Regions from separate parts of the Homo sapiens genome. Here region 1 is linked to region 2. The links are chromatin contacts, found by Hi-C or POLR2A ChIA-PET in ENCODE. All regions are on one chromosome and are shown on one strand. The core of a region is the stretch at or near the end of the contact, and the rest is flanking DNA. Distances in the headings are between cores, read along the strand shown. Region 1 overlaps DIP2C (disco interacting protein 2 homolog C). Region 2 holds the start of DIP2C-AS2 (DIP2C antisense RNA 2).

Region 1 (2,982 bases), core at 448-2,947, 33 kb before region 2:
AAACTCACCCATGCTGAGGTAGGGCTGCCCCAGGGATCTCCCCCTCTGCAGACCAGGCTGCCCACTGGAGAGTGGTATCACTGGGTCACGGTCACCATCTGCCCCAGCAGGGTCCAGAGTGTTTAGAGTCTTTCCTGGACATAGAAACCCTTTTGTGTGACGTTCAGATAAAACCAATCAGCATGTTCTGTTAATCACAGAGGTCGGAGCTGAGAACCATTAGCGTACATCCACCTCTCCCGAGAGTGTTCACGCCTCTTCCACGTGGGGCTAGGCTGCTGCTGAGTGTGGTTCTGCTGGCTGTGGGTGTGGCCTCTTTCCTCAACCACAGCCATCGCAGGCCTGCCACAGTTTTGGTTCTTCTAAAAGAGAATAGGCAACACAAGAGAAATAAGATAAGTTAGATTTGAAACCTTTAAAAATTATTTCCTCAAACATTGTATATATTTTCTGCCCATACCTAATTTGATAACAATTTTAAAAAGATGAAAAAGAAAAAAAAATTCCCCCATATCAAGTCTTTGAAAGGCATCCATCTTAGTTTTTATCCAATCAATTACTCTCTCTTTGGAGTCATATTTTATTGGTTTAAGTAATGTGTAACAAGTACACTGGCATAAACAGATTTAGGAGCAAACACAGCTGCTTCATGATTAGCGTTCAGCTCGCGGGGCCCAGCTGTGGGGGTGCAGCCTGTGCCTGCCTGTGCGCCAATAGGGCTGGTCACCTTGAACATCCAGGAGTGTCTGGGTGAGTGAGGTCTGGGCAAGGCAGCATCCATACACCTGCGTAGTTCTCACTTTGTCCGCGTTATCTGGCAATGCCACAAAATTATCAAGCAAGTGTTCTCCAAGTGCGTATTCACTTAGCGTTTGGAAAGTGCATAGGTACCTCATACAGTACCTTCAGGAGGAGCTAGGAACCCAGGAATGAGAGCAGGTGTGAGGCCTGTACTCTTTGTGTATAGATAAAATATGCATGTGCCTATCTGAGGGCAGAAAGTTAGATTGGGGTCAGAATGTGGAAGTCCTTACCTGTCAGATACTAGGAAGCCACTGAGGGCTTCGGAGAGAATCGTGCCTTTGATGTGCGGTATGCTGTGGAGCCACGGGGGACAGGCCAGGCTCCTGCGGGGCACTCGCCATGGCGAGAGGAGGAGAGAAGGCAGCCAGTGAGCTGAGCGATTCAGTGCCTGGGTCAGGAGGGGAAGAGGGAGTGCAGGAAGGCAGATGAAGCTGTGAGTCTACACCCTGAGGTCGGCGTTGTGCTTTGCTGGAAATCAGGAGGAGAAGCAAGTGTGGACCTGATTCAGAGATACTTAGAGACACCACCGCAAGCTGCGAGTTTGGAAATATGGAAGGAGGCTTGGGGAAAATCCGGACCAGGGTGGATTTGGGAGCCTCCTACATAGAAGTGCAGGTCAAGGAGCCAGAGTGTGAGGTGTGCATGTCGGGAGAGAGGAGGCCAAAGGAAAGCCCACATTTGGAAATGGAGGAAGGGTCGGAAGACCCAGAAAAGGCCCTGCTTAGAGTCCAGAGAAGAGCTGCACGGTGCAGTTCCCTAAAGCCCAGAGCCGAGAGTTTCCAGGACAAAGTCCCAAGTGTTGCTGAAAACCAGGGGGTGGGACTCCAGCTGGAGGCAGCGAGGGGAGCCTGGTGGCCCTGATTCCTGGGAGCAGCCAGAGCCTGGGGGTCACGGCGGAAGCTGGTGAGAAGCGCAGGGAGCAGGTGGAGATGGTCCTTCGAGGCCTGGAGCCTCACACGGGTAGCCAGCCGTGGACCAAGACACAGCTGAGGAGGGGCCTCAACCCAGAGCGTCTCCAGGTGGAGGAGGGAGCCAGGAAGGGCAAAGGTACACGGAAGAAAGGGGGCAGGCATGGAGCCAGGTCCCCAGGGAGGCTGCAGTCTTCTCTCTCTGTTCAGGGACTGGTTGTTGGTTATTCTGAGTTCTCAAAGTCATCCACTCGGTGCGGTCCAGAGAAAGATCCCAGGGGCCTCAAGCCTGGAGCAGGCCTTGTGCTTTTCCCAACACTGTGCGTGTTGACTCAGGGTTACTGTCAATGGCTAATTCTAGTGTGTCTTTTGTTGAAGTCTGCAGAAAAGCCTCAACCAGCACCAGCTTTTGAAGGACTTACAAAACTTGTGTTCTTCTGATTCTGGGATTTTTGCCTGAAATGCCTCGTATATTTTTGGCTAGGTGTTGTTAGCACTTGTGTTACGGCATTTGGAGCTCTGTATTTTTGTGATGTGCTAGCTGTGAGGATGTTTAAAATTAGATTCCTAGAAATCAGGTTATAGGAGCTCTCGGCCACGCTTCATGGGTTATGTTTTGACACCTCATAGTGGATCCCGTTGCGGTGGCTATTCTTAGTATTTGTGGAACACCTGACTCTTGATGCTAGGAGAATGTTATTTGTTTTCTTTGTAAGCCTAAAGTCTAATGACCTTGTAGAGTCTTTATACCCATCTCTTATAAATCAGCTTTAATATGCTTGAAAAAGTCCTCATTGTGCCCTTGAAAAGCAGGTGCACATTTTAAAAGTCATCCTTTTAAAATCCTTTTCTCCAGTCTGTGCCCTTTGTCTGTTTCGTTTCCTTCACTGCAACATCATGAAACAGGGACAAGAGCTAGAATCTGTTTCATACACAGAGCTTGAAACAGGGACAAGGGCTAGAATCTGTTTCATACACAGAGCTTGAAACAGGGACAAGGGCTGGAATCTCCATTTCATACACAGAGCTTGAAACAGGGACAAGGGCTAGAATCTCCGTTTCATACACAGAACTTGAAACAGGGACAAGGGCTAGGATCTCTGTTTCATACACAGAGCTTGAAACAGGGACAAGGGCTAGAATCTCTGTTTCATACACAGAGCTTGAAACAGGGACAAGGGCTAGAATCTCCGTTTCATACACAGAACTTGAAACAGGGACAAGGGCTAGAATCTCTGTTTCATACACAGAGCTTGAAACAGGGACAAGG
Region 2 (3,066 bases), core at 53-2,552:
ATCTATACTGTAAAGAAATGAGGGCAGTTACAGAAAGCACCACATTCTCGGCTGAGTGGCTCTGGGCACCCCAACGTTGGGACACCTCAGCATCATGTATGGCGATCCTCAGGCTGTGCCCAGCAGTGAGGCTGGGCCTGATCAAGGCTGCGGTCTCCACCCTGAGAGCGAGGGCTTCCTTCCCCCAGCGCGGGTTAAAGCAGTGAGGCCGGGCCTGATTGAAGCTGCGGTCTCCACCCTGACAGCTTGAGCTTCCTTCCCCCAGTACGGGTTAAAGCAGTGAGGCTGGGCCTGCTGGAGGCTGTGGTCTCCACTCTGAGAGTGAGGGCTTCCTTCCCCCAGTGTGGGTTAAAGCACCATGTGTCCACCTATGCAGTGGCTGGTCCCAGTGTGCCCTGAGGGGCAGAAACCCTGGGTCCTGCCGCTGGTCTGGGGTATCTACTTCCCATTCCTGCAGTTCCTGGGAGTGTCTGTGTGTCCAGGGGGCTCCGATCCCTGCCTCAGGACCACGGGTGAGGGGTCAAGATCGCCCGCTTTGGAGTTGGCCCGGATCTTGGTTCTGTGTGGCTCTGGAGCAGTTTTGTCCTCAGGAGAGGGATCCTCACAGCCGCCTCTTGGGACCATGAGGAGAATTAATAGGATGACCCCCAGGTAGCTACCGTAGCCCTGTGCAGGGCCAACCGTGTGTCTCCACCGCCAGTTCCTTCCGTCTGTGCTCCCACCAACTGTCACATCACCAGCCTTTATTTTCTTTTTCTTAGACCCAGACAGCGAGTGCCCCACTGGCCTCGGCAGCCCCTTCTCTAACTTGTCCTCAAATCAGTTCCTCACGGACAGCCCTGACCAGCCATTGGCATGACCAAAACCCCACCAAATAGAACCCAACTTTCCTATTAAGCTGTGCAGAGCAGTCCCAGCCCCACTTCCCACAGGCTGACCTCATTCGCCATGGGATCCGTGGTTCTCACCTGGGGCTGGGGGTGCCCCTGGCATCTGGTGGGGAGTGTCAGGGATGCCCTTCCAGGTCCAGGATAGTCCCCCAGCTGGTGGCCGACAGACAGCAGCACACAGCCTGATGTCCCTGTGGCTTCCGGTTCCCCGAGGCCAGCTGTGCTTTGCTGCCTCTTCATCTTCTCAGACGGGTGCCCTCTCTCCACCTTCGCTGGTTAGCAATGTTCATCCATTAGAGCTCAAAGCACTGCCTGCTGGCAGCACAGCCCCTTCTCCTGGCCCTCCGTCCGCCTGTGCCCCACGGTCTGTGCCGTGTCCCCGCCTTCCGCCTGTGCCGCATGGTCTGTGCCATGTCCCCGCAGGCCCATCAGAGCGAGGCTCCCAGGGACAGAGCGTTTCCTGTTTGTGTCTCTGTCCCACCCTCTCTGGACCTGGCATGATGCCCGTTGCCAACAGAGGTCTTGGGTTGATTGTCACCAAAGCAGATAATCTATATGGCTGTAAATGGCTGTAAACATGCTTGATTGGGGTATTTTTTAAGTAATTGGATATGTAAACATTTGAATGTGACACAGGTGGATTTTTGGGCCAATGGTCTCGTTCTTCAGGGAATAACCACAGGCCCATCCACAAGGACCATTTCTGGCTGATTTATGGAACACTGTTCTACCTGGTTAATTTTGGACGTTATCTCAGCCTGAGAGGTAGGTCAGCAATGTGACGAAGAGCACTGGTTTGAATCCTAATCTGCTACTTAGAAGCTGCATATTTTCCTGCCACGTTCTGTGCCTCAGTTTCTTGCTTGGTTAGGTAGGAAAGGTATGAGCTACCTCAGAGTGGTGAGTGAGGCCTGCATCGAGTGTCCGCATTAAAGTGCCGAAAACTGGACCCAGAGTGTTGATATTTAAAGACCTTTAAACATTCCGATGCTGCATTTTAGTACCCCGGTAAAACAGCAAAGTCGTTACAGATGCAGACACAGACCCTGGGTGAGGTGGGGGACTGATGGTGGGAGGTGGGTCACCAACCCCGTAATGAGGGCGTGGTCTGTTCGAGGCTGAATGAAGTGCACGTCTTCACGTGTACCACGGTGGTGCCTCTCGTGAAGTCCTGTAAGCGTCCACGTGGCTGAGCCGTGCGGTCTGTTTGTGACGTCTGGCAGGAGCAGAGCTTTTGGGCGCAGCCTCGCTCTTGCGTGCACGGCCCTCAACGATCTCAAAAGTCTGAGGCTTAAAGCAGGCTTGGGGTTTCCCTTACACCTCCCGGACATCTAATTTGCCTGGCAAACATGTTATTCTTGGGTGTAAAGGTGAAGGAGTGGGTGACTCTGGTGAAAGTGTACTAATTACTGCACTTCTGGGTCAGTGGCGCTCGGTTGAAGACACTGTCTGCCCTGGGTGGACATCTCTGGTGTGGTGAGAACCGGCGGCTGGATGTCGCGAGGTTGCCAAGAAGATGCCCGCTTTTTCCTTTTTCCTCAGTAACAAAACCCTACTTTGTTTAGGGAAGCAGCGAACCCAGCTGAAAATCCAGTTCTCTTGTACGGCAGAGCGGCTGGTGACACAGGTCCAGATGCTGGGATGCTGATGGGGGGTTTTGGAGAGGGAGGTGTCGGGAGGGTTTCCCGACCCACAGCAGCCCTGGGCCCTTGTCCGGCCTTCTTGCCCGGGGCATGACGCCTGGAGGGAAAGCAGCTTCGGGGGCCTGAGGGCCACAAGGCAGAGTCCTGGTGTGTGGGGCAGGCCTGGGCCAGGCTCCTTGGAGGATGTTACAGAGCCACTGCGTGTGCGGGGACCACCCATCTCTGAGCCCCACGCGGATTTTCCTCCATAGCCGAGCGAAATCCTGGTACGGCGAGCGAGGCAGTCAGAGGCACCTTTTGTGGAAGGAGGACAAAGCTGGAGGGAAGGAGGTTTTCCTAAAAGGCACAAGGCACTGATACTGCGTTAGGAGTAATTCCTAGGAGCGTGGTAGCTGGTGGGTGGAAAACTGTAGCCAAAGAATAAATGGGAATGGCCCTTCTTGGTATTTAACTGATTCGTTCACGAATGGTCCAAACAGTTGTAGTGAAAAAAACATTTTGGACACCGATGTTTTCATCCTGCCTGACGATCG

The links. Hi-C counts contacts between places; a loop is a spot of excess contacts on that map. ChIA-PET counts read pairs that join two places held with the same protein, here RNA polymerase II (POLR2A). Pooled maps may share reads with other maps.
Region 1: a map of dorsolateral prefrontal cortex shows a loop between it and region 2 (3-fold over the local background). The contact joins the enhancer-like site here to the promoter of DIP2C-AS2 in region 2. A Hi-C loop is called at or near these places in 12 of 168 maps with a recorded cell type or tissue (Right ventricle myocardium inferior, astrocyte of the cerebellum, dorsolateral prefrontal cortex and 7 more) and 8 of 50 pooled maps. POLR2A ChIA-PET finds 5 or more read pairs at or near these places in 3 of 52 experiments (AG04450, HepG2 and activated T-cell).

Annotation. Positions count from the first base shown.
Region 1 is chr10:660,171-663,152 of GRCh38, reverse strand. All of the region lies in intron 1 of DIP2C (disco interacting protein 2 homolog C), which reads left to right. DIP2C-AS1 (DIP2C antisense RNA 1) reads right to left here. Exons shown (of 4, transcript NR_187391.1): 3 at 1,035-1,127; 4 at 1-362. Among named protein-coding and RNA genes, the nearest start is that of DIP2C-AS1, 12 kb to the right of the region's middle. Within about 2 kb of position 1,697, at least 11 of the 41 ENCODE cell types and tissues checked have a DNase peak (open chromatin) inside an H3K27ac peak, as active enhancers do; they include gastrocnemius medialis, heart left ventricle and heart right ventricle, where a contact is called at or near this core.
Region 2 is chr10:626,800-629,865 of GRCh38, reverse strand. It overlaps DIP2C-AS2 (DIP2C antisense RNA 2), which reads right to left and starts at 1,302. Exons shown (of 2, transcript NR_147612.1): 1 at 969-1,302; 2 at 1-7. The region is part of intron 1 of DIP2C (disco interacting protein 2 homolog C); the gene reads left to right. LOC124902361 reads left to right here. Exons shown (of 1, transcript XM_047426106.1): 1 at 1-3,066. RefSeq lists enhancers at 1-727, 2,877-3,066.